Regions from separate parts of the Homo sapiens genome. Here region 1 is linked to region 2. Evidence: chromatin loops called from intact Hi-C (ENCODE). Cell type or tissue: ovary. All regions are shown on one strand. Links, peaks and the distances in the headings refer to the core of each region. The heading gives the core; the rest is flanking DNA.

Region 1 (15,427 bases), core at 4,405-6,904, 160 kb before region 2:
GGCTTTTAAGCAAAACACAGCCAGCTGCCTGTATTTAACGTTAATTGTTAAGCTCCAAGTCTCAGCCAATCATTTTACTTCTGAGCTGGCGCTGTAACAGCAACACAAATATGAAACTCTCTCCCTGACCCAGTTTAGTGTGGGGGGGAGGGGGGAAGGAGACAATGAATAATTAATTCTGGGATTTGGTCAGCTTTCCTGTGAAGAACACATCGCTAGCTTCCTAAAGCAAAACAACATCTGTGCCTGAAAACTTCTCTTGCGTCTTCAAGATGAGCTGATGGTGTGTTTATAAACCCCGTAAAAATCCACCTCTTATCTCTTCTCCCCACCAAAGAGCCATGTTCGCACTTTAAGGAGTGAGTCTTCTGTTTATGATTGGCTAGAGGGGTGGCCACCTTTCTCATGTGGTCCTCTGCTGAGAACTCACTCGGCTGATGATTTCCCTGTTCTTGACCCTTTGTGTGATTTGAAGGTTTCTCGCTCCTCCCAGATTGCTAACAGCGCCAAGTATCTAGTCTCCTATTTTTCCTCGGGGGATGGATACCTTAGCCTCCTTTCTCGGTCTGGAATGCAAAGAACGCAGCTTCATTTGAGTGAATGGAGAATTCTTTGTAGGCAGAAACGATCTCTCACTCCTCTCTCATATTCCTGTTCAATCTTTCTATCTCATAAACCATAAACGACAGGCAGATGTCTAAAAAAGCATCTGGTTTTTAGAATCCCCCCAGTCACCGGACCTGGGGGGAGGTGTCCTCCTCCAGAGCACACCGAGCAATCTCCCGCAACCAATCTGACTTTTTGAGTCTGGCTTTGAGGTCTTGTTGCCAGAAAAGGGAGTCCTGAATCCAGACCCCAAGAGGGTTCTTGGATCTCACGCAGGAAACAATGTAAGGCGGGTCGCAGAGTGCAGTGAGAAGAGAGAGTTGATTGAAAGATACGCAGTTACAGAGTAGGGATCCTCAGAAAGCAAGAGGAGGAACGCTTCATCTTTGTTTTGTTTTTCTTACATGGGGGTCTTTTCTATGCAAAAGATAAGCTATGTCTCTGTGCAGGTGGGCTGACAGCATGGCAAAATTGCTTATTTTTTGCTGACTCAAAGAAAACTCTCCTAGTCATATAGTGTGTAAATACATCAAATCATACGTGTAATTACCTTAGAAGCATGCATTGTTATGGATATTGGGACATCTGGACATTCCATTGTCATAGGAGTGTGTCCTTGCAGGTATCATCAAGCTGTTTTCTGAACTGTAAACATCTTAGGGCTGTGGGTTGTGACCAGCAAGGAATGTGCCTTATTAGTGTCAAGATGGAGCTGAACTTCAAATGACGTGACTCTGACTCTCCTATGCTCTTGTTTCCCTAACAGTCTGACAAGGTTAACCTTCAAGGACTGCATCAGGAATTGGTCACAGTGCTTAGCAACAGGTTCTCTTCACTCTTGTCATTTACATATAGACGACAGCTAATATTCAAATCCGTGTAGGCAAACCCACAGTTGATTAAATTAAATCTCTTCTCTAGCTTGATTTGCATAACTTGAAATAATCAGAATAGAGAGTGAATGCATAATTGAAAAGAGAAAATACGTACTGCAGCTATTTGAAACTAGATGTCGTTGAATTAAGCTTGTAAATTCTGATAGTACTGAATGTACAACTGTTCTAGGCTAACTTTACATTTGAAATGTTAAGAAATGTGAGTTGTGAACTGGAAAGTTAATTAACAAACAAAATCTTAGAATATTGCACTTTGTTATGGCAGCCCTAGAAATAAACAAAATTTAAGAGAAAAAAGAAATTTTTTGACTAACAATAACAACATTTTAAGTTGTTTTTTTTTTTTTTTTTTTGAGACGGAGTTTTGCCCAGGCTAGAGAGCAGTGGCGCAATCTCCACTCACTGCAACCTCCGCCTTCCGGTTTCAAGCAAGTCTCCTGCCTCAGCCTCCAAAGTCACTGGGATTACAGGCACCCGCCACCACGCCCAGCTAATTTTTTTGTATTTTTAGTAGAGACCAGGTTTCACCATGTTGGTCAGGCTGGTCTCAAACTGCTGACCTTGTGATCCACCCACCTGGGTCTCCCAAAGTGCTGGGATTACAGGCATGAGCCACCATGCCCGGCCCCAACATTTTAAATTTTTTAAGAGAAAAACTGTCGAGCAAATGACCTGAATAGTTTGCTGGCACTATTTTACAAGAAAACAGAAGCAGTTCCTGCATACCATGTTCTATTCTAACTCTTGCAAGGAAAAGAATTTAGCCAGTGTTTCCTTTATTTTAGAGCAAAATCTACTCACTGTAAGATCTTCCCCATTACTGCACCCAGACTCCCAGTTCTCTTTCTTTATGGCCCATATAGGACCCTCACACCTCCACCCACTACCCGCATTGCCTTTATGAAAAAGCAGACCCTGATCTGGCTGGGCTCAGTGGCTCACGCCTGTAATCCCAGCACTTTGGAAGGCCAAGGCAGCCAGATCAGGAGGCCAAGAGAGCGAGACTACCCTGGCCAACATGGTGAAACCTCCACTAAAAATACAAAAATTAGCCGGGCATGGTGGCTCAAGCCTGTAGTCCAAGCTCCTCGGGAGGCTGAGGCAGGAGAATCGCTTGAACCCAGGAGGCAGAGGTTGCAGTGAGCCGAGATTGTGCCACTGCCTGCCAGCCTAGTGACAGAGCAAGATTCCATCTCAAAAAAAAAAAAAAAGCAAAGCCTGAAGAAACAAAAATCCACCATGCACCGCAAAGACAGAGAGACCCTGCTGCTAAGCAATGTCACTTTGTAGACCAGGCACAAGCAGTCCTTCATTTTGTTAATTTCACCTTGCCTTGCTGTTCCCATCACCTGGGGTATCAAAAAGAGAAAGGAAAAAAGCAAGTGGGCGTGGCAACAATAACTTGGATCCCTAGAGTATACACCTCCCACCCCCTCACCCCCAATACTTCCCATTTAATTCTCAAAAGCAGAGGCAGCACCAGGCCTAGGCCATGCACCCCGGCTCTAGCAAAAGCAGAAAGCACTACAGATGAGGTCAATCTGAGAGGCAGTCTTCATCCCGGCCTCAGGCATGGTTATAAAATGTTTGCAATTTGGAAAACGTGGATCACTGATGTGTAGCAAGGGCAATAAATGCTTTTCTCCCACAGTTGTTGTGGAGCTCCATTCTCCCAGCCAACCCTGAGCAGACTTGCTCCTTCCCTAGGATGACAGTATTCTTTCGTCACAGAATGTCTATAAGAATGAATGTGCAGAGTACATTTTTTAAGGTAAATGCCCTAAATGTGTGGTTGAAATCAACATTTTCAAGCTGTCAAAAATAAGAGATAAGTTGTTCAAGTTTAAGAGTAAACAAGGATTTATAACAACATTAGTGAGAACTTCCTTTCTATTGCCTTACATTAAGTCAAACAGTGATCATTTTATTCAATATCCACCTCACTTAAGGAGATAGGAATGATTGCTCCTTCTTTTTTACAGATGAGAAAACTGAGACTTCATCAGGTGAAGCAACTTGTCCAAGGACATGCCACTAGAAAGAAGTGACCTATGATTCAAGCCCAGGCAATCTATTACAGAAAGCCCCACTCTTCACTGCCCCACTGTGCTGTCTTCCAAAGAGCATGAATAACTAGACTGGATATTTACAGACTGTTTTTCTTTAACAGGCAAGATGGACAAAACTGTTCAGAAGTGGTTGTTTGTGCCTATCTAAAGGACTTCCTGCCCTAGCAACATTTGGTCCACATCCCTAAGCTCTTCTTTGCTTTGACTCAATTTATCTTCCAAAGCCGAAGTCACAACAGGATGATCTTCCTTCAGAGAACCCCCAGAAAGTTGTGTTTTCATCAGCCAGAAATTCCAGAGAACTTGGGGGGAAAATCCCGAGGATTTCAGAACAAACTAAGCAGCTAAAGCAGAGATTCCGGGAGACCTTTCTGACAAACAAGCGTGAGGTGTTTGCTTCTCTGCCCTGTGTTGCTTGAAGAGAATGCTGTGCCTGGCTCTTTTAACTCTAAGAACCAAGGACTCAATAAGTTGATGTGAGTGAGGGAGGCCATTGCAGGACACCAGAGAACAGCCATACTCATGAAGAGAGAGAAACCCAGATATATCCTAGAGACAGCAGATGTCTGCAGACTGTTTCCTCCTCCTGAGAAGTCCCTGGGCACCTCCCAGCCTCCCTTGCAGCTTGGTTCAGATCATGTAACTGAGTTCTAGCCAATTCCAGTCCTGATCCTTAGAAACATCCCTTCAGCTCCTGCTTCCCAGTCTTAACATCTTGGGCACCAACCATTCCAGGTGGTGTAGCTACAAGAAGGAGGCAGCCCTACTCATATTGGAATTTGCATAAGAAACAGATAAATCTTGATTATGTTAAGCCACTGAGATTTCAGGATGAATTTGTTACAGGAGCATAATCTAATCTATCCTGACTTCAGCGCAGGGCAAATTAATCACCTAGAAGGTTATTGAAAAATATATTTCCATTCTATTATAAAGATGCATGCACGCATATGTTCATTGCAACACTATTCACAATAGCAAAGACATGGAATCAACGTGAATGTCCATCAATGATAGACTGGATAAAGGAAATGTGGTACATATACACCATGGAATACTATGCAGCCATAAAAGGGAACAAGATCATGTCCTTTGCAGGGACATAGAGCTGGAAGTCGTTATTCTCAGCAAACTAACACAGGAACAGAAAACCAAACACCACATGTTCTCACTTGTAAGTGGGAGCTAAATGATGAGAACACATGGACACATTGTGGGGAACAATACAAATTAGGACCTGTGGTCAGGGAGGGAGAACATCAGGAAGAATGGTTATTGGCTGCTGGGCTTAATACCTAGGTGATGGGTTGACCTGTGCAGCCAACCACCATAGCACACGTTTACCTATGTAACAGACCTGCACATCCTGCACATGTACACTGGAACTTAAAAGTTAAAGAAAATAAGAAATAAAAATTTTTTAAAAAAGAAAGGTACTTAAATATATATAGAGAGAGATAGATTTCTAGATTGTCCTCCCTGATGAATTTCTTGGGGCACAAGAATGAGGGAACAGGCTGAATTTGAGGCAGGTACCCTAGGGCTGGTGTATGAGGTACAAAAGAAAAAGAAAAAATATCTAAGAAAGAAGCTGTATGATTTTTGTGATGGTTTGGAGGAGGCACTGGAGAAAGAGAAAAAGAAAGGAAAAAGAAAGAAAGAAAGAAAGAAAGAAAGAAAGAAAGAAAGAAAGAAAGAAAGAAAGAAAGAAAGAAAGAAAGAAAGGAAGGAAGGAAGGAAGGAAGGAAGGAAGGAAGGAAGGAAGGAAAAGAAATGGAAGGAAGGAAGGAAGGAATGGAGGGAAGGCAGGCAGGCGAAGATGACCCAAGGCTTCCAGCTCAAGAGCCTGAAAAAATAATGAGATTGTGGGAGTCTGCCAAGTTCTTTTTCGAGGGAAGGAGGAGTTTGACCTCAGGGTGCCGGTGGTGCAAGCTGGAGTGCATCTGTGCAGCTGGAAATGCCCTCTGGGATGTGAGGAAGGCAGGCTTGCCGATGAGGGACTGGGCTGGGACTCCTCCACGATGTCTGGGCTCCCCCAGCAGTGAGCACACAGAAAAAGGCCAGGAGGTGAAGGCCCGAGCACAGGGGAATGGCAGCAGCTGAGACTCCGAGAAGGTACCAGAAAAGGAGCAGGAATGAGAGTATTTGGAGCACACAGTGCCAGTGGTTACAGAAAGCAGCCACAGGGTGGGGAAGGGTCGCGAAGAGGCCCCTCGCCCAGCTTTGGTTTAACCCTACCTGCTTTTCATCCCTTGCTAACCTCATCAGCACCTCACTAACCACTTGCCCCATCTGTGCCAGGCTCCTGCCCGGAATGCCTTCTCCTTGCCTCCTCTCTCCCTAAATCAAAGCCCAGAACAAGCTCTGCTCCCATCCTTGAATTCTGGATAGCCCTCATGGTGCCGTCTCTGGACTGACACAGGTTTTGTCTCGGTGGTTAATTTCTGTCTTTCCCGGTAAAAGGGAGAGGAAAACACCTTTACAAATTTATATTCTGCTTTTAGCCAAATAGGAGAAGGGAAGAGAGCTTTTCTTGTATCTGCTTCCTCTCCACTGTCTTCAGCTCAATATAATCCTTATGCCAAAATGGCATAATTGGGTGTGGAATATTTTGCTGCCCTACACAGGGAAGAGTGTGCTCTTGGGCAAGGCAGCTGTCTGTAGCTGAGGCCACCCAGAAGGAACCAAGAGCTGAGAACTGTCCGCCGACATCACCTCCAGTAGCACGGGCAGCAGGTCCTCTGTGAATGGGGATGTGGGTGGTGCATCTCCAGCCCACTATACATCCCCTCCATTTGTTATCCAGTGCTTTGAATTTTAGGATCTCAGCTCACATGAGTGAAGCTGATATTTTGTCCTGGCTTCCCAGGGAGTCTCCAGCGGTGACTCCTTTCCTGGGTTGTGTGACCAATAACCCGGTCCAGCTCACCATTCCCTAAAGGGCTTCCATCTTCATCCAGCAGCCAGCAGGGCTCCTCCAGCAGCTCCTGGCTTATTCCAAGTAAGTACTGGGTGGGAATAATGAAACTGCCCAAGTTTGTCAACAAGTCCCAGGCTGCAAGTCTGGGGCAGATGGAGTTACTTGCTAAGCAGAGTAGGTATACGAGGGAGAGGGAGGAAACCTTTCTTCTTCCAAGCCCAAGCCCTGGGAGGGCTGAGCTGAACTAGAAATGACAAGCACTCTGGTCATGTCTGAACATGCACAGATGGAATTTTAAGCACATAAAATGTTGAAGCACTAGTGCCAAAAGCCAGCTTTAGCAACAGATTTCTGCTGGCCCTCTGAGGGCAACAGGAACAGGTGAGCCAATGTCTCAGCAACGTGATGTCTGTCTACTCTTGTGCCTGGAGGAATGTGGCTCCTTAGAAAGCACCCGTGGAAATTTCTTCATGTGAGGAAGATGATACAGGGGATGAGAGAAAAGCCTAATGTCCTTTGCAGTTGGTCCCTCTCAGCCCATCCAAATCTAAGACAGAGACTCTTATTTCCTTCCCCATGGCCCTCTCTAGGTGTCTAGACCCAGACTCCACTCTCCATCTGGGGAAAATGGAAGCAGAGACTCTACACTTGGGTTAAGTCAAATGAGGACTAAAAAGGCTCAGAGTCCAAACATGTGACATTCCTGCTGAACAGATATCAAAATGAGCTGTGAAGTTGTGACCGTTATCAAAATGCGGTCCTCACCAGAAGCCAATGGGAAGTGTGATCACATTGTTCCACTACACAGGTGGCTATCAGATGCTTCTTAGCTCCTACATGGATGCTGGTGATTGACGATGTTGGCTCGAGGGGGAGGCTGGTGATTTTGAGTTTTGATGGCACTCCTATACGTAGGGTTCACTAGGGCCTCATGCTTTCCCTACAGACCTTACGAAGTTCTCTCCTTTTCCACTTCTCTGTCCAGGAAGTTTGCTTGTTTGGTTTTTGTGGGGTTTTTTCCCCCTAGTGGAAAGAAGAAGAGGAAACCCTGGTTCCCATATTATTTGTGTTCTCTCAAATCTACTGTGTTGCCCACGATGCACAAGACTGTTGCCCTCTTTATTTTGTATATCATTCTAAGAGCCTCTTCTTTGAAAACATGAAAGTTAAGGGGAAAAACATCATTTCCCTCTGGCTCTGGCCTCATCTTTCTGTGCAGTGGTGGTATTGGATGCCCCAGCTGTTTCTCAAATTAGGCAGCAGTGGGAAGGGGGCACATAGTAATGGGGACTCTGGGGGAAAAGCACATCCATTAACTTGAAAAGAGGATCCTGGCTGCATGCAGTGGCTCATGCCTGTAATTCCAGAACTTTGGGAGGCCAAGGTAGGAGGATTGCTTGAGCCCAAGAGTTTGAGACCAGCCTGTGGAGCACAGCAAGACCCCACCTCTACACTTTTTTTTTTAATTAGTAGGGCATGGTGGTGTGCTCCTGTAGTCCTAGCTACTTGGGAGGCTAAGGCAGTAGTATCGCTTGAGCTCCGAAGTTCGAGGGGAAGTGAGCTATGATCACACCACTGTACTTCCAGCCTAGACAATAGAACCAGACCCTATGTCTAAAAACAAACAAACAAACAAAACCATGAAGAGAGAATCCCACCACTTTGAAAATGTCTGAGTCAGTAATTGTCATATACCTCTCTGCATAGTTCCCAAAATAACAGTCATTTTAGACCAATCAGGATTTTCTTTGCACAGCCTATCCTAGCCTGAGGAGAGCCTCCAAGAAGGGCCCTACATCCTATCAGTCACCAAGGTGACTCGCCGCCATCTTGAAGGTTCTCCAACATGGAGTCTTGTGCCCCAGGTGTGAGTGGACAAGGGTCACCCTGCTGACCTTGTTGCCACAGCAGAAAGGAGTGGCTCCAGGAAGGAGCTGACCCAGGGAAATTTGGACCCAGTCACAGACCGTGCAGGGGGGGCCACAAATATGCTCTCTTTCTCCCCTCAGCTGAACACCATTGAATCTCTTCTCTTTAGCATTAAAGAATAATAATAAATAAAAGCAAAACAATTCTTCAGTGGAAGATGCACAGCCTAAACTAAATTAAAATTGCACCTCTGTCCCCAGCTTTACCTTGGTGCATTTACTTTAACTCTCTAAATCTTTGTGTTCTGCAAAACAGAGCTGCTAATCCCAGCTACACAGAGTCAATTCCAACAGTGAATGCAGTGCTGGCTCTTTTCCCCCACGCATATGGGAAAGGACACATGGGTTGTTCTGTCAGAGCGTGACTCTTAAATTAACCACTCACCAACTGCTGCCCCACTTTACAACCAAACAATGCCATCCACCCACACTGTCAACCTTCTGAGGGCAAACTGAAACCATAGCAAAGCTCACAAACCAAGAAATAGCTCCTGATTCCTTTTCCAAAGTCAAAAAAAAAAAAAAATTGCAGGCTTGCTTCCCCCTCCTGCATGTCCCCAGACGGTGCACAATGTACCGGCTCTCAGTTGCCTTGCCTCCCACTTCTCTGCTCCTCCAGCACAGCTCCTGCCTCTTCCTGGCTCTTTGTTTGAGAGGTTTCCCGTTTTCTCTACATTGTAGTATGCAGTGCATTGGGAGCAAAGAATGTGCCCTTTTGTGCCATGCTAAGTACCTAGAACATTGTAAAGAACTTCTTAAATTATAAAACCCAGAGTGGTCCAGGAAAATGTGTAAGAAATTCTGGTTCCATGAGCAGATTTATGCGTTTACCTTTCTCTGAGCTTGTCTCTTATTCTGGTGTACTTTTAAAAGGAAGACACATTGGGGCTCCAAGGGACACACAAGCAAGTGTATATAGGTATACACTTGTACATCTGTTGGCAGAGGAAAGCCATCTCTCAATATCCATCACCAGGTGATTTCACTAAGTCTCCTGATAAATAATCACAGGAACAGTTGTATCATTTCCCACTTACTATCACCAGAGTACCTTGAGGTATTTGAGTAATTGACCTCTGTAAGGGCAGGTATAGCATCTCATTCCTCTTTGCATCCCACTTTCATTGCACTGTGCCTGGCACACAGTAAGCACACAAAACACTATGGTTGAATTGAATGAGCCATAATATAACTTGCCATAGTGCACTGTACTTAGAATGTTCACATATGGATTGAGTGGCTAAGCACAGTTGGTAGAAATACTGTTATTGCTCTCCAGCTGGGAGCAGCTTTAAGTGGCCCAACTTGAGAAGTGATTTTGTGCCTTCACTTTTGAAAGTAGAGGGAATGTCTCCGAGAAGGAGAAAAAAGAAAAGAGAAATAGCAGATGATAATAAATACAGGAGAGCCACATACCCACAGAGGGGACATTGTCTACAGAGTTTGAGGGACAAATCGAATATCCTTGCCTGAGACTTCTGTGAAATACCAAAATTGTTCCATCCCTGGAAGAAAGGAGCCTGAATATTTTATATGTCAAAGATATTGTACCAGGCTGGTGTGCATCTATAGTCCCAGCTACCCAGGAGGTTGAGGTGGGAGGGTCACTTGAGTCCAGGAGATCAAGGCCGTGGTGCACTATGATCTTGCTTGTAAATAGTCACTGCAGTCCAGCCTGAACAACATAGCAAGATCTCATCTCTACAAAAAGAAAAGATATGCTGAACCAGGCAGTCCAACTCCAAGGTTCAATGATTTTGATTCCCCAGGATGATTTCCTAGTGTTCAGTGTTAGTGTATTAGTTTGCTGAGGCTGCCATAACAAAGTACCACAAACTAGGCGACTTAAACAACAGAAATTTATTTCTTCACAATCTGGAGGCTAGCTTTCTGAGATCAAGGTGTTGGCAGGTTAGTTTCATCTGGGGTTTCTCTCCTTGGCTTGCAGATGGCCATCTTCTTCATGTATCTTCCCATGATCTCTTTGTGTGTGTTTATGTTCACGTTTCTTTTTCTTATAGGAACAACAGTCATATTGGATTAGGGCCCACCCAATATGACCTGTAATTATCTATTTAAAGATTCTATCTCCAAATACAGTCATATTCTGAGGTACTGGGGTAAGGATGTAAATATATAAAACTGGGAGGGATACAATTCAGCCAGTTAGTGCTCCATAACTAATTACTGAACTACTACTGTGTGTATGCCTACAAAATCCTAGCAACCAACCTGTGTCAAAAGCAAGCCTTTGGCTACCACCAAGAATCCTAATTTTAATAAAGTGACAACTTGGTGAAGACATTGCAATGATATAAATAATAATCCATTCATTTAATAACAGAATATTACTCAGATGTACTGACAGTGGAGATCAAATTTCTACCACCTAGAAAATGAATATACTGATTAGATGTATAGACAGTAATGACTCTATTTTCAGTACTAAGGAGAACACTGATAGTCTACGATGTGATCTGTCAATAGAGATACACTAAATACCTCTATTGAATACTCCTAATCGACCACTTATAAAAAACAAGGAGCTGGGTAACTGTGTATGTAATACTTCTGAACATTTTTGCATATCTTATTAATATAATGAGTTGGCTGTTTACTCCTAATGTTGCTGGACAAAGTGGCGAAAGAGAATGATGCATCTTAGAAATTCAAATTGCTAGCTCAAGAGCCACATAAATGACCTGAAAGCTTCTTTTGTGTCCTGAAAAATACCCTTAACCTCTGCAGCTGCAGAGCTGAGATTGCTGAAAACCCAGTGCAGAATCTCATCCTGAAATTGGCTGAATTATGCATGTTAACATGCATTAACAGAATGTTGGTAAAATTTGGATGTTACTATGGCTTAAATGTATATGTCCTTCCAAAATTCATATGTTGGAACTTAAGCTGCAAGTTGATGATATTAATAGGTGGGGGTCTTTGCAGATAACATGAACCTATACGTAAAACACCCAGAAGAATTCACCAAAGAAAAAAAAAAAAATCTGTTAGAACAGAAGGTACAGTCCCTGTGGACTGGGGAAAATGTATTGGCAAATCATATATCTGATAAGAAGTTAATATCCAAAATTAAATGAATAAATGAATTTAGCAAAGTCACAAGATATAATATCAATATACAAAGATTAACAACATTTCTTACAACCTAGCTGAAAAAGAAATCAAGAAAATAATTTCATTTATGATAGCATTAAAAAATACTTAGGAATAAGTTTAACCAAGGAAGTGAGATGTTTATATGCTGAAAACTATAAAACATTGATGAAAGAAACAGAAGATGGCACAAGTAAATTGGAAGATATTTCATGCTCATGGATTGAAAGAATTAATATTGTTAACATGTCCATACTACCCAGAACAAAATACATATTCAACACAATCCCTATCAAAATCCCAATGGCATTCTTCACAGAAACAGAAAAACAATCCTATAATTCATATGGAAACACAAAATACCCTGAATAGTCAAAACAATTCTGAAAAAGAAAAAACAAAATTGTGGACATTATACTTCCTGATTTAAGATCATATTACAAAACTATTGTGATCAAAACAGTATGATACTGACATAAAAGCAGTCCCATAGAACAGAGAAAGTGTATAGAGAGCCTCAAGAAATGAATCCAAACATATAGTCAACTAATTTTTGACAAGGGTACCAAAAGAACACAATGGGGAAAGGACAATCCCTTCAATAAAAAATGCTGGGAAAACTGGATTTCCAAATGCAAAGGAATAAAATTGGACTGTCATCTTACACCGTACACAAAAATCAATTCAAAGTGGATAAAAGTGGCCAGCCGCGGTGACTCATGCCTGTAATACCAACACTTTGGGAGGGTGGATCACGAGGTCAGGAGATTGAGACCATCCTGGCTAACATGGTGAAACCCTGTCTCTACTAAAAATACAAAAAATTAGCCGGGCATGGTGGTGCACCTGCAGTCCCAGCTACTCGGGAGGCTGAGGCAGGAGAATGGCGTGCACCCGGGAGACAGAACTTGCAGTGAACCAAGACTGCGCCACTGCACTCCAGCCTGGGCAACAGAGCGAGACTTGGTCTCAAAAAAAAAAAAAAAAAAAAAGGATAGAAGACCTAAATGTAAGATCTGAAGCTACTAAATGCCTAGAAGAAAATATAGAGAAAAATCTGAATATTGGCCTTGGTGATTAATTTTCAAATATCACACCAAAAGCTCAGGCTACAAAAGCAAAAATAAATAAATAGGACTACATCAAACTAAAAAGTTTATGCACGGTAAACAATCAACAAAATACAATGTCAGCCTGTTGACTGGGAAAAATGTATTTGCAAACCATGTATGTGGTACAGAGTTAATATTCAAAATGTACAAGGAACTCACACAACTCAACAGTAGAAAAACAAATAACCTAATTTTAATATGGGCAAAAGACCTGAATAGACACTTCTCCAAAAGAGACATAAAAATTGCCAACAGGTATAATAATATTCTATATAGTAGAGTATTATTCAGCCTTAAGAAAGAAAGAGATAGGCTGGGCGTGGTGGCTCAAGCCTATAATCCCAGCACTTTGGGAGACCAAGGCAGGTGGATTGCTTGAGCTCAGTAGTTCAAGATCAGCCTGGGCAGCATGGCAAAATTCCATCTCTACAAAAAGTTTAAAAAATTTGTGGGGCATGGTGGCCTGTGACTGCAATCCCAGCTACTCAGAAGGCTGAGGTGGGAGGATCACCTAAGCCAGGAAGACTGAGGCTGCAGTGAGCTGTGATTACACTACTGCGCTACAGCCTGGGCGAAAGAGTGAGACCCTGTCTCAAGAACAAACAAACAAACAAAAAGAAAGAAAGAAAGATCCAGGCAAAGTGGCTTATGTCTGTAATACCAGCACTTTGGGCAGCTGAGGCAGAAGGATCTCTTGAGCCCAGGAGTTCAAGACCAGCCATGGCAATATAGCAAGACCTCATCTCTACTAAAAATTTAAAAATTAGTCAGGTGTGGTGGCATGTCTGTGGTCCAAGCTACTCAGGAGGTTGAAGTGGAAAGATTGCTTGGGTGCAGGAGGTTGAAGCTGCAGTGAGCCGTGGTCACACTACTGCACTCCAGCCTGAGCAACAAAACGAGACTCTCTCTCAAAACAAAAAAATTTAAAAGCAGGAGATTGTGTCATTTACCACAACATGGATGAAACTGAAGGTCAGTATGCTAAGTGAAATAAGCCAGACACAGAAAGAAAAATATGCATTATCTCCTCACTTACATGTGGAATCTAAAAGAAAAAGGAAAAAGAGGACTGGATGTGGTGACTCACTCCTGTAATCTCAGTACTTTGGAAGGCAGAGGCAGGCAGATCACTTGAGCCCAGGAGTTTGAGACCAGCCTTGGCAACATGGCAAAACCTCATCTCTACAAAAAAAAAAATACAAAAATTAGTTGGGCATGCAGGGGGTGGGCCTGTAATCCAAGGTGCTCAAGAGACTGGGGTGGGAGAGTTGATTGAGCCCAGGAGGTCAAGGCTGCAGTGAGCCATAATCACACCATTGCACTCTAGCCTAGGCAACAGAGTGAGATCCTGTCTCAAAAAAAAAAAAAAGTCATATGTGAATACAGAGATAGAGCATTAAACTGTGATTACTGGAGTTGAGGGAAGAGCAAATGGGGAGATGTAGGTCAGAGGACACAAAGTAGCAGACGTGTAGGATGAACAAAACTAGAAGACTAATGTACAACATGATTTCTAGAGGTAATCAAATTGTACTGTATTTGGGATTCCTGCCAAATTAGTAGATTCTAGCTGCTCTTGCCACAGAAAAGGAAAAAAATGGATAACTATGTGAGAATATGAATATGTTAATTGGCTCCACTATAAAACCATTTTACAATCTGTATGTATCCCATAACATCATGTTGTATACCTTAAATATGCACAGTAAAATTTATTTTAAAAACAAAACAAGAAGTCATAAATAGAATAGTGCTCTGATAAAGGAGATTGAAGGAAGTGCCCTACTGCCCTTTGCTCTTCTGCCTTCCACCATGGGAAGACACAGCATGTCTTCTACCATGTGAAGGCATCGGAACAGGGCACCGTCTTGGGAGGAGAGATAGCAGCCTCGCCAGACACCAAATCTGCCAGTACCTTGATCTTGGACTTCCCACTCTCCAAAACGGTGAGAAACGAATTGCTGTAGTTTATAAATTATCCAGGGTAAGGCATTTTGTTGTAGCAGCAGAAATGGATTTAGACAGATGCTAGAAACCATTCTGGTAAGGTCTCAGACATAAATGAGCAGCAACATGTTATTGGAAACTAGAGGAAGCATGATCCTTGTTACAAAGTGGCAAAGAACTTGGATGAATTGTGTTTGTGTTCTAGTGTTTCATGGAAGGTAGAACTTGTGAGCAATGAAATTGAATATTTAAATGTATTTTAAAAGGAACTGTTAAGATACAGAATACCAGAAAGATTGGGAAGAGTCCATGTTGCAAAATATGAGAAAGCATGTTCAGAAGAGAACATCAGTGGCATGGCTAGACTTGATAAGGAGATTATTGGATTAAACAAGCAGAAACACTGCCAGTTTGGATTGAAGGGGACAGGGACAAGATGAAATGAAGAAAGGCTGTCAGCCTTCTTAGATCTTATAGGACTGCACCGTAGACCTATTTGGTTGTGAACATGCACTATTCTTCAAGACAAAGAAGAATGACCTTGAAAGTGATTCAGAAGTCATTAGGGTGGCCTCCTCAGATTCAGGGGGAGAAGGAGGGCAGGTGGGGCATCGCCTCACTTTCAACAAGACAGACAGCAGTCTCCCAGAGCTTTGGAGACGGCACCACGATCCTTGGCCAGCAGAGTAGAAGAGGTAGAACAACTACCCCAGTGGACCTGAAGTGCAGAGCATAAAACCAAAAGAGATTATCTTTAAACCTTAGGAAGAAATGGAATTTGAATTGTTTGGACCTCATCACTCCTTCTTTCTTGTCTATTTCTCCCTTTGGGCAT
Region 2 (15,427 bases), core at 1,121-3,620:
TCTAAGGGCTGATTGCTGTTTCCTTTGACTGTGTATTAGACAGAGTGTTTTGGGCTCTGGTCAACTTTAGTAGAAAACCTAGTTTTCATACATACATTTAAAACTGAATTTATGGAATTTGACTGTGGTGTATTTACATTGTGAGTGGAGTAGGCAAAAGGATCTTTAAACAAACAAAATATGTATTTACTTATATGTGCATTGAAATATGTATTTTCCCATATACATCTGATGTCCTGATACAAAGCTTCCTTTTTCTCCATGAAAAGGAAATTAAAAAACACCCACATCCTGGATTGCCTAATGAGAATTATGGAAACTAAGCTTAACTAAATTTTTTTAAAAATTCAAATGATAGTGTAGAATTTTTTTAAAAGTTACTGTAACAGAGTATTTCTCTAAATATTTAGTATCGACTGAAAACATAGATGGGGGCCTGTGCTTAGGAAGAGCTCTCTGTATATTGATGATCTGGTGAGTAAATAAGGAAAGCTCTTCAAACATCACATTTCATGGATATGTTTAAGATTAAAGTTTAAGAGTGTGTGGGTGAAATATTTGGTTTAACTGGAATTAAATAACTTTACTGTGGTTTTCAGCAAGATGAGTGGTATTTGGAGTTTTCCTTTGGGACTGGAAGAAAAAAGCAAAAAAATAAATTTTAATTTGATTTGCATAGTGTGGCCTGATCGTTTAAGTGTTGTTAGAAAGAGAGATGACTAAAATTAGTTGAGATTATTATATTATGGATTAAGTATATTGACCTTATTTTCATTATGATTTTTTGGTACCATTATGTGTTATGAGAAAGAAATAGAAAAAGAGGCCTCCCTGTGGTTGGCGAAGGGAGTTTTTGATCTTTATTTCGTGGGCGTGATGATGAGGGGAGGGAGGTGGCTTACTTATTTGTCACTAGCACTTTGATTTGCTCAGTGTACATTTTTGTGTATAACGTTCTCCCCACTGTGCAAGGCAAATTGACAAATTGTTTATTAAATAATTTGTGTGACCTAGGAATTTTAAAGAAATGCTCTGAAAAACTGGAAGTCTGAAGTTTTTAAAAATGAAATGTACAGACTCATCTATCTTGTATAACTGCTATTGTTTTTGCCAAAAAATGAGTGAATGATTGTTTTTTGGAAAATTTTTCAAGTCCTGATTTTATGTCTGCCTTGGATGTAGCCACTTCCTGAAAACAAGTCCTAATGTAAAATGGACATGTAGGAAGATGCTGCTTATATGACATCACGTGTCACTGAGGGAAGATTGGGAGTGGAGGCAGGAGTTTGGTGGCAGGAAAATGGAAATGGGCAGATATGTGGCACAAATGCAAGGTCATTCTAAGCAGTGAATTACTAGTAGACCAGTATCTAAGATTTAAGACTTTACTTGGCCAGGCGAGGTGGCTCACACCTGTAATCCCAGCACTTTTGGGAGGCTGAGGTAGGCAAATCACGAGGTCAGGAGTTCAAGACCAGCCTGGCTAACATAGTGAAACCCTGTCTCTACTAAAAATACAAAAAAAATTATCTAAGATTTAAGACTTTAATTGGCCAGGCGCAGTGGCGCGCGCCTGTAGTCCCAGCTATTTGGGAGGCTGAGGCATGAGAATCGCCTGAACCTGGGAGGCGGAGGTTGCAGTGAATGGAGATCGCGCCACTGCCCTCCAGCCTGGGTGATACAGCGAGACTCTGTCTCAAAAAAAAAAGAAAGAAAAAAAAGACTTTACTTATATATCTTTAGCAGTCATCTAAATAATAACGATTCACTTACCTTATAAATGTAGTGAGACAAAGTACATAGCCAGGAGGAAAGATGGGTTTTTGAAGAAGTAGAGTACAAGTATTATTGTTAATGTTATTTTACTTTTAGGAAAATTGAAAATGTTCGTATTTGTGTGTACTGCCTAAGACTTCTGTAAAAGCTCTCTGTCAACGGTCAGGAACTTTATAGAGTATTGCAACTATTGCAGCAGTCCATCTGCAGCAGTAATAGAGCAGATGGGCCACTGGACAGATACCCTGGTCCAAAACCTGGCTCTGCAACTTGCCAGTTTTCTTGAACAGGCCATTTACCCACTCTGACACTCAGGATTTTCCTCTATGAGAGGTTTAGTGCTTTTTTCATTGCTGTTGTAAAAATAATCTAACTTGTAAAAGTAGTTGATCAGCAGTAGAGAGTTAAACAAATATAGATATTATCTGTAGACTGGCTGAGACATCTGGGTGCCCCAGGCAAGCTAATAACTTGGCCGGCAAGTCAATATTCTTTAAGTTTCTGTTTACCAGCTTTGGGAGGGGATGCCTTATAGGAAAAGGGTCATGGGGAGAAGGGTTGCTGACAGCATTCAGCCTCCACTATGATTCTGAATAATGCAGCCCTGGCCTTGAGCTGGCACACCCTCCAAGCAGAAGCAAGTCCCTGCAGCAGATGCACTTGTTATCTTTAGAAGGGTGCTTGGTGGCCTTCAGTTTTGGCTCCTGGAGGCCCTTTAGGGTCTCACCCTCTGTCCCAGGAGGCGGAACAAAGAACTGCCTCCATGATGTGTAATAGTCTCTGGGAGGAGTTCTTATAAATCTGCTATTATACCGAGGTGTTTTAATGCCCCAGGATGCCCTAGCATCTCTTATCAGTTGGCACCTCGGGCAGCTGCAGGCTGACTTGCCCCATTGTCGGGCTCTAGTTACACCCTTGGCCGTCGTTCAGCCTAACCTGTGAGCCTCCTGGGCACCTCTCTGTGTACACTGCTTTCCTGAGGGACTGGCCTTCTTTCCTATTGCACCATCTGACCTTATATGATCTTAAGACCTAAGTCCTACTTCCTTAATGAATCCTTCCACAATGAGTTTCCCCTTTTAAAGTCAAGTGACTTCTCTGAGACTCTCTTTGTCCATGACCATAGACTGCCCAGTGACATGTTTATCCTGTTTCATGTTTATTAGTCTTGTATTACTCTTTGCAGCCAGCTTGTGAGTTTCTTTGGGGTGTGCCCTGTGGTTTGGAGTTGTTGTGGTCCTTTCTCCCCATGGTGTGCAGGGTTTCATAGACTTCCTGCAAATTGGTATCTATGATCAATATTGGGATTAATGCATGCCTCAATGAGCTAATGCAGTTTGGCAAGTGTAATTTTGAGACCAGAATGGGGATGTAAGATGCAAACGATGATGCTGATGCTGATACTGTTAGAGAGGCAGTGTGCAGTGTGGAAAAACCTGAGAATGCTCATTTGGAAAGTGGGGAGACACCTACCCTGGTAGAGTGTTGTTAGAATTACAGACGTGGCTTTAAACATCTGACATGCAGTCTGTCTTTCTAGTCTACAGGTAGATATGCATTTACTGAACACCTACTAAGTGTGATGTGTCTAAAATATATATATATGTATATGTTTTTTATATATATGTGTGTGTGTATATGTATATATATATATATTTTAGAGACAGGGTCTTACTCTGTTTCCCAGGCTGGAGTGCAGTGGCACAGTCATAGCTCACTGTAACCTTGAACTCCTGGGCTCAAGCAGTCCTCCCACCTTGGCCTTCCAAAGCTCTGAGATTATAGGGCAGAGACACTGTGCCTGGCCTCTAATATATCATTTTTATTATTTTTAATAACCTGTTTTCTCCATCACAGCATTTACCACATTGCATAGTAACTGCTTATTTGATGATCTGCTTTCTCCATGGGGCCATTACCTTGGACTTGCTCCTCACTTTTTATTTCTAATGCCCAGGTTGATGCATGGCACTTAGAAGGCGCTCAGTAAATGCATGCTGTTAGACTAGACTGAGTGGATCAATATATGTAAAGCAACTTGAAAGAATATGTATGTATTAGGGCCTCAACAAATGATGGCTTGTGGTGAAGATGAACACTTAGGATATAATGGCTGCCGCTCATCAAAATAAAAACTGCTCTTGTTTTTGCATTCTTTGTGGCTGAACAGTAATGAGCACAGCAGCCAAAATTTTCAAGCACAAGATCAGTTTTAAACAAAACAAATGAAGTGGAGCATTAAATATTTTACATTGGTTTGGATGGTCATTGGAAGCTAATAATTCAAGTTTAAAACATTCCCCTTTCGGCATAAAATCCATAGGCATTTTAATTGAAGTAAGAAATTGTCATAAGCCCTGGCAGTCCAAGTGCTTCTCTAGACCGGTTTACTGTGGATTGCAGGAGTCAGTCCTATGAATAATGGCAACCCTGTGTGGCTCATAGAAGGGGAGAGACTTTCTGGCATGTTTTTTCTTCAGAAATGGGAACCGCAGGCCACCGGTGGGTTTCTGCATCCTTATAGGACTGTGCTGAATGTGACATTTTTCCTCTTAGCATTTTTGACTCAGAATGCTCTCAGATGTTTCCTCTGATAGGAAAGGGTCCAAAGTTTTAAGAGAGATAAAGTTCAGCTACATAGATTAAAGGCAACGGTTAGTGATTTTAAAAGTGTGTACATTTTAGGAAGGTCTAATAATAATTTTCCAGGATGTGAAGGGAAAGCATGATGGTGTTAGTAAGTGGCAGTTTGGTTGAATGCTTGCTTGCTGGCACTGGGAGTGTGTTGCTGGATTACTAGGGCAGGCATCAAATTTAGGTTCAAGGGGGCCAGGAACAGAGTAGGTGGAGGTGCTTATTGGTCGGGAAGCCAGGGAACATGGAAGCTCACTTCTTGGTCCCCCATGCTCTTTTACCCTCAGCTTGTGTCTCCCCGGCCAATGAGGAAACTGAAGGCCCCATATCATTGGTATATGCCTCTGCAAAGCCATGAAAAACTCATAAGAAACCTACAGAGATGGATGTCCAGATAAATTCCAGTGCACTCATCCCTCGGTATCCATGGCGGATTAGTTCCAGGACCTCTGGGGACACCAGAATCCACAAATGCTGAAGTCCCTTATATAAAATGGCATAGTATTTGCATATAACTGATGTAATCTTCCCATATATCTTAAATCATCTCTAGATTACTTACAATACTTAGTACAATGTAAATGCTAACTAAATAGTAGCATTATAATGTTTAGGGAATAATAACCAGAAAAAAAAGTCTGTATATGTTCAGTACAGATGCAGTTTTTTCCTGAATATTTTTGGTACAAGGTTGGTTGAATCCATGGATGCAGAACCCACAGATCCAGAGGGCTGACTGTAGTTGTATACAGGTGTTATATCAGGAGAGGCAACATTGGCTCTTCCACCTTGTTCTCTTCCCTCCTAGCAGAGTTGTAATCCAGACCACTTCTTTCCAGATGATTAGGGGTGAGGGGCTGAGCTGCTGGATATCTGATATCTGGGAGTGGCATGGTCAAGGTCACATTGCCTGACTCAGCAGGGAAATGTGTTAGGAACTTTCATCCTTCATTCTAGCCAACTGCCATGAGTACCTAACATTTTGTATAAATTAAGTGAATATTATTTTAGTAGAAATTTATTTCTGATTATGAGACAAAGGAAGCCACTCTTCTGACAAGAGGGGAGTGGTTTCCATTGGGGAAGAGTACCCCAGAGAGCTCAGGGACTTTGTTTGTTTGTGTCTTTTTGTTTGTTTGATTTTGTTTTGTTTTTTTGAGACGGAGTCTCACTCTGTTGCCCAGGCTAGAGTGTAGTGGCGTGATCTCGGCTCACTGCAACCTCCGCCCTCTGGGTTCAAGTGATTCTCCTGCCTCAGCCTCCCAAGTAGCTGGGATTACAGGCGCCTGCCACCGTGCCTGGCTTATTTTTTGTATTTTTAGTAGAGACGGGGTTTCACCATCTTGGCCAGGCTGGTCTTGAACTCCTGACCTCGTGAGTCACCCTCCTCGGCCTCCCGAAGTGCTGGGATTACAGGCATGAATCACTGTGCCTGGCCTTTTGCATTTTTGGAGACGAAGTCTTGCTCTGTTGCCCAGGCTAGAGTGCAGTGGGGCGATCTTGGCTCACTGCAACCTCTGCCTCCCCAGTTCAAGTGATTCTCTGTCTCAGCCTCCAAATAGCTGGAATTATAGGCATGCATCACCATACCTGGCTAATTTTTTTATTTTTAGTAGAGGTGGGGTTTCGCCATGTTGGCTAGGCTGGTCTTGAACTCCTGACCTCAAGTGATCCGCCCGTCTCGGCCTCCCAAAGTGCTGGGATTATAAGCGTCAGCCTCTCGCTGTGCCTGGCCGGGACTTTGACCTGGAAGAAGGCTGAGTGACCAGCATTGCCTCCCTTCACATTTTATCCACCTGTGTTTAGACAGGTCAAGTGGCTTTCTCCAGGCAGCTGATTAAAAGGTGGCAAGACATGGACCCAGAACCCAGGGCCAGGCCTATTTCATTATCTGTGCTATTTAGGATTTGGCAGTTTTCCATCTTTGAAAGCCAGATGAAGTTGATATTTAAGAGAGGTGAAGTAGGCAGCCATTTGGCGCCAATTTATTTCAGCATCTGCATGGAGAAAATGGTTAGGGATAAATAGTAGACCCTTCATGGAAGGTTTTCATTTGAAGCCCAGCCAAAGGCAACAGGGTCTGCCCTTTGAGCTCAGAACTTTCGCAGGCCTTAACGACACACTGGGACCTTCTTTCCTTTTCCAAATGGCTTCAGCCTTGCAGTTTGGAATGATGTCAACATGTGGCGTAGTTTTATTCAAGTCCCAAGTTAATGGTTTACCTTTTTAGAAAACTCCAAAAACACTTTCATTGTTATTTAACTTTTGAGTTATGTAATGTCTAAGAGTCTTGTCTCTGACCCGTGCACCTACCTGCCACTGACCAACAGTTTCTCATTTCCTTACGCAACAACTAGTCTGGCTAGCTTAGAGTTGGTGTGTGATTGTTTGAGACTTTATGTGGAAGATAATATTTAATTGTTTTGTTCTGGTTTGTTGGGGTAAATTATACAAATGGAATGCATCCTTTCTCGGCCTTGAAAGAGGTTATATGACAGTACAATTATAATAAATTCAGTGTATGACTTTGGGTACATTCTATTATAAACGAATTTTTTTAAAGGTGCAGTTAGAAGAAGGTGGAAGAAAAAAGAAGTTGACACTCCGATTTTCCACATCATCTAACTAAAATGGATTTAAACTAACTTTCTCTAACTATTAAATCTTTCTTAGGTAAGTACAGTTGTATCCCAGCTCTAGAGTTAATGTGCTGGGTGGGTTTTTACAAATAAAAAATCTAAAACCTAAAATAGTTGTGTTTTATCTTCTGTCCCAATCCAAAACAAAACAAAACAATCATGTGATAGTAACTAATCTCTGGAGATACCTGACAAGCGTGGTCCAATAGTGACGCGGGTTTGTCACTTTGGTCTTTAGGTGACATTGACAGCTGGTGTGGCATATGGATCACACTGTGGTCATTGAAGTATAATGTTGCTTACTTCTGAGAAGTGATCATGGGGCCTTTTTTTTGAGACGGAATTTCGCTCTTGTTGCCCTGGCTGGAATGCAATGGCGCTATCTCGGCTCACTGCAACCTCCGCCTCCTGGGTTCAAGCGATTCTCCTGCCTCAGCCTCCCAAGTAGCTGGGATTACAGGCATGCACCACCACGCCTGGCTAATTTTGTATTTTTAGAGGATTTCTCCATGTTAGTCTGGCTGGTCTTGAACTCCTGACCTCAGGTGATCTGCTCGCCTCAGCCTCCCAAAGTGTTGGGATTACAGGCATGAGCCACCGCATCTGGTGTTCACGGGGCTTTTACCTTATGTACTACCTTTCGATGTTTCAGTTGTGAGCTTGAAAAATTTTATTCAGTAACCTAACATATAATTAGAGATGCCAGAGTGGTGGGGAGGGGAGGGAAGGAGGTTGGGAGAATGTTGTTGATTTTTTTTTTCCCTTTATAAACACATACAACTTTGGACGAAGAACATAATGTTTGAGCAAATGAATGCTTGTAAACTGCCGATCTCTGAAGTGTGAAAAGTTTATATTGATGGCACTTATATTCATAAGCCTGATGGGTTTTGGCTGGGAAATTTGGCTCGAGGTACGGACTTCTTTTGGGACACATTTTATTTTTCTGTCAAAACTGCCTGATTATTCTTATTTAGGAAATATGTGATGAATGAGGCTGGCTGGCAAATATTTTAAGTGCAGTTGATATTATAAATTTTCACCTACAAAAATGAACTACTTTTCATTGTTGAATAGTTATGTCTTAGTTCATTGCTTTTACTTTTGAAACTGTATAAACTTTTCCCTTTTTTTGGAGACGGAGTGTCGCTCTGTCACCCAGACTAGAGTGCAGTGGCATGCTCTTGGCTCGCTGCAACCTCTGCCTCCTGAGTCAAGTGATTCTCCTGCCTCAGCCTCCTGAGTAGCTGGGACTACAGGCACCCGCCACGACGCCCGGCTAATTTTTGTGTTTTTAGTAGAGACGGGGTTTCACCATGATGGCCAGGCTGATCTGGAACTCCTGACCTCAGGTGATCTGCCCTCCTCGGTCTCCCAAAGTACTGGGATTACAGGTGTGAGTCGCCGCACTGGTCCAACTTTTCCTTTTCACCTTAGAAAGATTGTCAGGATTTTTTTTTTTTTTTAAACGGAGTCTTGCTTTGTCGCCCAGGCTGGAGTGCAGTGGCGCGATTTCGGCTCACTGCAACCTCCACCTCCCGGGTTCACGCCATTCTCCTGCCTCAGCCTCCCGAGTAGCTGGGACTACAGGTGCCCGCCACCACACCTGGCTAATTTTTGGTATTTTTAGTAGAGTCAGGGTTTCACCGTGTTAGCCAGGATGGTCTCTATCTCCTGACCTCGTGATCCGCCCACCTCGGCCTCCCAAAGTGCTGGGATTACAGGCGTGAGCCACCGTGCCCGGCCACGATTGTCAGGATTTTTGAGACCTTACTACAACCCCTGACACCTGACCCACAGTATAGAATTTTCCAGGTGAAAAAGACATGTAGAGAAAGTCATCAATGCCATTCTTTTTTTTCCCCATTCATGAAAATGATTAGATTTTCCTTTGAGCTGCCTGTCTGTCTGCCTAGCACCTCATATGTCTATCCAGGACTGGGCTGCCTCAGAGAGGATAGGTACACCTAAAGCAATGCAAGAAAAAAAGTGGCGGAAGGATACCATGGGACAGGCAGAGAGAAGAGGTCAGAATTTAGTGTTGATTCAGTTCCGATATTTCCACCCTCCTTTGAGAAGTTTTTCGAAATTGTTTTGCCTCCTCTGTGTAAAGCTCAATTTTTGAGGCCATCTGTGGTTTATGGGTAAGCAGCAGAAATGTGTGTCTCTGGGAAAGTGATGAAAGGCTGCAACCTTTGGAGTGTAATATTTAATAGACTAGGAATTACAAGCTGTTTGGCTTTATAAAAACAAAGCTACAGGCGCTGCAGGTATACGTATCCTGTAGAGAACAGACTTTTAATGGGTGCTGCTCATGTTGGAGATGCTGAATGGTATATAATACACAGAAGAGCTGTCCTTAGGAATTTGGTAAGGCAAAAAGCGCTAAAAAGTTATTTATTACCTTAAAATAATATTTCATTGGCCTATAAATCAGTATAATTGAAAGCACAGCCTGCCAGCATTTTCTTTTCTTTTTTTTTGAAATGGAGTTTTCCTCTTGTTGCTCAGGCTGGAGTGCAATGGCGCAATCTCAGCTCACCACAACCTCTGCCTCCGGGTTCAAGCGATTCTCCTGCCTCAGCCCCCCGAGTAGCTGGGATTACAGGCATGCACCACCACGCCCCGCTAATTTTATATTTTTAGTAGAGATGGGGTTTCTCCATGTTGGTCAGGCTGGTCTTGAACTCCTGACCTTAGGTGATCCGCCCGCCTCGGCCCCCCACAATGCTGGGATTACAGGCGTGAGCCACCGCGCCCGGCCATCCTGCCAGCGTTTTCTTCTGTGCACTTGGGATGGGAATATAGAAAATTGTCTTCCTAGATATTGGCTTTGCCATTCAAAGTCTCTACAGTCAGTGTGTGAACTGCTGGGAGTGATGCCAGAATCTTTCACAGATTTCATTCCTGGGAGCTCTTCTGGCGTCAGATGATCGCGGTTTCTTTTCCTTCTGCACCACAGCACATGGAGGAGGCCTCTTTCTCACTTGCTCCGTTCCTTTGCCATTCATGGAGGCAGTGGCACCAGTGAGCTCACGGCCAGGCCGCTTTTGCCCTTTTTCTGACTAAGTCACTATAGATGGACTAAACAGAATATATTTACAGTTCGCCCATTTAGAATCGATAAGGGTGTGCCCCAGGCTCCATCGTATATTCCATTACATACAGCCTCAGGCATCCGTTTCAATTGTTTGGGAGAGGAAGTGAATTAGCACAAGTGGAATATCTACAGGATGAAACGTTGTCAGTCTGTGCGTTCCTCCCCACCCCTTCGTTGGCTGGAAGAGATAACGCTTGACACGTATGGAGCAGACAGGGTAATGTCAGCCTCGTGGCCATGGAGAAGCAGGAAGTCCCTTGGTTTTGTTCAGTGTGATTTGGGCATTGAATGAGTAGATCCTGTTTTAAGAATATTACTCATTAATATGAACCATCATTTTGTAGGTCTTTTAGAAGCAACATTCTCTTTAGTGCAGATAATGCTTATCTGCATTGAGAGAAGTTATAATAACCTGGAGAATGAGAAGGAAATACACATGCGAAATGGCCCAGCCGGTTTCTCCTGGCAACCTCTCCAGAGCATGTCCTAGGCTACTCCTCCAGGAAGGCTCCTGCTCTGATTTCCTGTATTCCTTCACGATTTGGAGTAGATAACTGGCCACTTGGCATTCTTATTACAGGGGACTTATGCGTGGGATTATTGGCTTCCCCTGTGGACTGTGAGTTTTCTGAGGGTAGAGAACATGGCCTTTTGTCTCTGGTGTTGGTTGGAATTCAGCTAAGTGCACGGTAAGCCATGTTTATTTCGTTGCCTTATAAAGGTACATATGCAGAAATTAGAACAGTGTTTCAGGGCTTTGGACCCAAATCCCTGTCTCCACAAAACACATTAGCTGTTACTTTGGGAAAGTCACTTGACTTCTGTGAGATTTAGTTTTTCTCATCTGTAAAATGGGGATAGTCATCACGGCTAATTCATAAGGTGGTTGTGAGGATGTCTGTGATATGTATAAAGTGCTTGGCACAGTACTAGGCACACAGTAAGTGCTTGAGAGGTGGACGCTATTTAACAAGACAGAGCAGGAACGGGAGAGAGAGGGAGAGCGACAGTATAACATGCTTCTGAATCTGTGTTCCCGGGTCCTACCTCTTCATTCATTCCTGCCCTGGCCTCCCACAGGCAGAGTGCGGGTGAGGGCTCACTTCTCCTCAGTTTCATCCTTCCTCCCTCTCTTCTCCTCTGCCTGTCTCTCCTTTGGCTCAGCTTGCCTGGTGGGCTCATTCTGCCAAGTTTGCCTTTGCTTGTCTGTTCCATTTTTCTAGGTATCCTTGCCTCCTTCCGACTGGACTCAGTTTATGTGCCGAGCTCTCTTGGTGAGTCCACCTTATTATGTGCTCATTAGATGATGCTTAGGGTTCCTAAGAAACATATTGACTAGGAATTTAGCTGTGCATCTGAAAGTTGGCTGCTGAACGCAGAGCTTCAAGGGATACCCTTTTCAAAGTCCACAAGACACCATGGGAAAGGGAGGGAAAAGCTTCATGTTAAGGAGGATCTGTTAAGATGGGAAGAGATGCATTTAAGGAAGCAGAGACAACTAAAAGCCGCTCTGTAGCCAGGAGGAGTTAGCTGCTCAGCAAGAAGGCTGCTTGGAAATGCTTTGAGGGATATCATCCTGGTGTTACAGGGAACCTGAGACTATGTGAGCACATAAATTCGTGTTTTTAATGCAGTGTGCTTCAGTTCCTGAAAGGTAGATTTTCTTTTTCTTTTGTGTGTGTGTGTGTGTGTGTGTGTGTGTGTGTGTGTCTGTGGTTTGTTTTTTTTTCTCCCAGATGGAGTCTCACTCTGTCACCCGGCCTGGAGTGCAGTGGCGCGATCTCGGCTCACTGCAACCTCCGCCTCCTGGTTTCAAGCGATTCTCCTGCCTCAACCTCCCAAGTAGCTGGGATTACAGGAGCCTGCCACTACACCCAGCTAATTTTTTGTATTTTTAGTAGAGATGGGGTTTCACCATGCTGGCCAGGCTGGTCTCAAACTCCTGACCTTAGGTGATCCACCCACCTCGGCCTCCCAAAGTGCTGGGATTGCAGGTGTGAGCCACCACGCCCGGCCTGATTTTATTTTTCTAGCTTGCTTTTTCAAGAGAAACCATCTTTTATTTATTTGTTTGTTTATTTTTTTAGAGACAAGGTCTTGCTATGTTACCCAGGCACAGTGGTGTGATCATAGCTCACTGCAGCCCCAAATTCCTGGGCTCAAGTGATCCTCTCACCTCAGCCTCCTGCATAGCTGGGACTATAGGCATGTGCCAACACACCTGGCTTAAAAGCCATCTTAAGTGGCCAAATAAGACACTGGGAATTTGATTAGGGATACAAATAATTGATTTTTTTTTTTCATGGATCTTTATGGAGAAAGGAGTCTGAGATGAGTGTGGACACCTGAGTCCCTGACCAAGAGAAGCCTTGTGCAGCATGTCAGACAGACAGCAGATCCTGAAGCTCCATTCAGTTGTGACATGTACCAATTTAAGATGTGAAAATGAGTGTTTTGCCAAGCCAGAACTGTCCGTGCCAAGAAAAGCCCATTAGGTTGGTGGCTGAAAGGCTGGATTGTTAGGATGTACTGAATGGTGAGGCCCTGCCAGCTGCTGCGGGTAAATGCCCACTTACATGTCTAAGTACTCATTCTGTTCCCCTGGAGTGGGGTCCAGTTTGTTCAAGAAACATGGCTGCTGTGTGAGAGGCTGCTTTCTTTTTTTTGAGACGGAGTCTTGCCCTGTCGCCCAGGCTGGAGTACAGTGGTGTAATCTCGGCTCACTGCAACCTCCGCCTTCCAGGTTCAAGAGATTCTCCTGCCTCAGAGTAAGTAGCTGGGATTACAGGTGTGTGCCACCATGCCCAGCTAATTTTTGTATTTTTAGTAGACACAGGGTTTCACCATGTTGACCAGGCTGGTCTCGAACTCCTGACCTCAGAGGCTGGTGATCCACCCACCTCAGCCTCCCAAAGTGCTGGGATTACAGACATGAGCCACCATGCCTGGCCGAGAGGCTGCTTTCTTTTAAAGAATTATTTCTTGTTCTTTGGGCTTGTTGGGTGGGTATCTTTAGTTTGTAAAAGTAACATAACACTGACAAAATCTGAAAAGGAAAATACTTGGAAATTGGGTCTATAAGGTGAATTTAGGTAAAACATCAAGAGAACTAACAAATAGACAACAAATAAGCTATAAACAGGTACCATAAATAGGCTGTTAAACGAAACTGTCATTTGAACCGTAATATTTGCCCATCATTTATTCATTCCTCAAGGGCTAATTGAATATCTGAATGATCTTGCTGCAGTGTTGGGCAGGGCCCTCTATCTCAGCAAGCTTCTAGTCATGTAGGATAGACAGACTTTTGCACAACCAACAGTATTGGAAAGCCTAAATAGGAAGTGAGATGAAGCATGGAAAAATGTTTTTTGGAGTTCAGCCAAGGAGAGCGTTTTGACTTGGAGGTTTCATTCCTTCATTCAGATTCTTGTGGACGACGTAAAAATGTAAGCAGGTGGGTGCAAGTGTGGGTATGTATGTATGTCTCTACCCTTGCCTTCCTTGGAGAAAACTGGAAATAAGACATGAAAGAAATGGGGACAAGGAAACTAAGATTTGCTAGGAACTCTAGACCAGCAGCTGGAGGTAGGTATTGTAATTCACATTTGAAAACCGAGGTTCAGAAAGATGATTGGCCTTGAATAGTGTTTTAAAATGCTGGAAGCAGTAGTTGGACTCCCAAGCTGCTAAGCCATGTCTGGAAATTGGGTGGTGGGTGGTGCAGCTCATTTTGTGTCCTGTTCTACTGTCACTGTCTTGGAAGGGAAGTTTAAAGAAGTTTTAAATGTCTAGCACAGTGCTGGCTCATACGATGTGTTCAATGCCTGTTTTTCGCCTTGCTTCCTCTAAACCAGGTGTTCTCAACCTCGGCATTAGTGACAGCCTGTTCTGGATAGTTTTCTGTTGTGGGGGCTGTCTTGTGCATTGTATTTTAGGATAGGATATTTATAATAGGATGTTTAGCAGCATCCATGGACTCTACCCACTGGATGCCAGTAACAGCCACCTCCTCACACTCTTTATGACAGCCAAAAATGTCTCCAGACATTGCTAAATGTGTGAGGGGGCGCAAAATTCCCCCACCCTCTGTAGAGAACCACAGGACTACAAGATCAAGAGAGATCAGTCTTGACTGATGTGCTTAGGAGGCTAGAGCTGGTGTAGGGAAGGAGGAGCCTGCACCTAGTGGGCAAAGAAAACACCCCTGTGGAATGAGATGAGAGAAGATATTGACCTTGGGTGTCCAGAGCTGGTGAGGGGAGAGAAAAGGCTGCCAGATGGTCTGAGCGTGAGGTCTAGGGCAGTTGCTGTTGTACTTTGATTTGTATGGACTGTCCCAGGAGTGCGTAGTTTCCTGTGTCCCAGAGGTCTGGGCTGAGACAGACAATGGGTATGACCTGGAGAACCTGCTGGTGAGGCTTGTGGGTGTCAGAGCCCTGTTGAATCACTTTTCCCTCTCCATTCAAATAGCCACTGCAATTCCATACCTATTTGTATAATTACTTTCAAATGTCATTCTCTTCCTTAAGACTGGAAGCTCCCATGATCTAGGTCTGTGACTTGTTTTCTGGTTATTGAATTGAGCACAAGAACCAGCCCCAAATTGAACATTTAAGTGAGTGACATGAATGAATGATGGAAGGAGGGTTCGCATTAATTGTTGGATTGAACAAAGCCCGACACGATTAAATGTAACAGATACAAAGATGAAGCCAGACAATTAAGTTGGAGAGAAAAAGCAATTGCTCAAATTCAGCAGCAGGGAGACTTGTCATGACAGTGTCCTTTTGGAGAAGAGTCTGAGAGCTTTGATAATTACAAATGTCTATGGAACCCATATCCTCGTGACTGCATTAAGAAGAAAATACAGCTTTTGTCTATACCATAGAAATTGAATGTCTGCAATGGGAGTTGCTGGTTTCTCTGTTTTCTCTGTTTTTGCTGAGGTCATTCTGCATCTGGGACATGAGAGTGTTCTGTTCTGGGAGAGACACTGACAAACTTGGGGGAGTCCAAAGAAGGCAAAAGCTGGAGAACCCGAGTATCTCATGAATAATGTATTTTACTTAGCTATGGAGTCAAGCACCATGTGCATCTTTTTGTAAATATTACTGCATGTAATTCCTCAAACTAGCCTCTTATGGGGATCCTCTATTTCAGAGCTTGGCAGACATTTTATGTAAAGATAGTAAATATGGTAAGCTTCGTGGGCCACATGGTTTCTGTTGCAACAACTCAACTCTGTTTTAACTCAAAAGCAGCCACAGACATTATG

Evidence for each region. Peaks named below come from ENCODE experiments on the same cell type or tissue, not always from the same donor. Only the 100,000 strongest peaks of a DNase experiment are listed, where the experiment ranks them.
Region 1: a loop joins it to region 2, with 5 times the contacts of the local background. A loop is called at or near these places in 36 of 110 quality-filtered maps.

What each region holds. Positions count from the first base shown.
Region 1 is chr9:87,337,452-87,352,878 of GRCh38, forward strand. No RefSeq gene overlaps it. Among named protein-coding and RNA genes, the nearest start is that of DAPK1, 150 kb to the right of the region's middle. In ovary, for the core only: a CTCF peak has its summit at 5,733; a DNase peak (open chromatin) is centred at 5,550; H3K27ac peaks cover 1,530 bases.
Region 2 is chr9:87,499,847-87,515,273 of GRCh38, forward strand. The region is part of intron 2 of DAPK1 (death associated protein kinase 1); the gene reads left to right. Among named protein-coding and RNA genes, the nearest start is that of DAPK1, 9.7 kb to the left of the region's middle. RefSeq lists an enhancer at 2,746-2,805. In ovary, for the core only: no CTCF peak of the experiment used is centred there; no DNase peak of the experiment used is centred there; H3K4me3 peaks cover 687 bases; H3K27ac peaks cover 1,214 bases.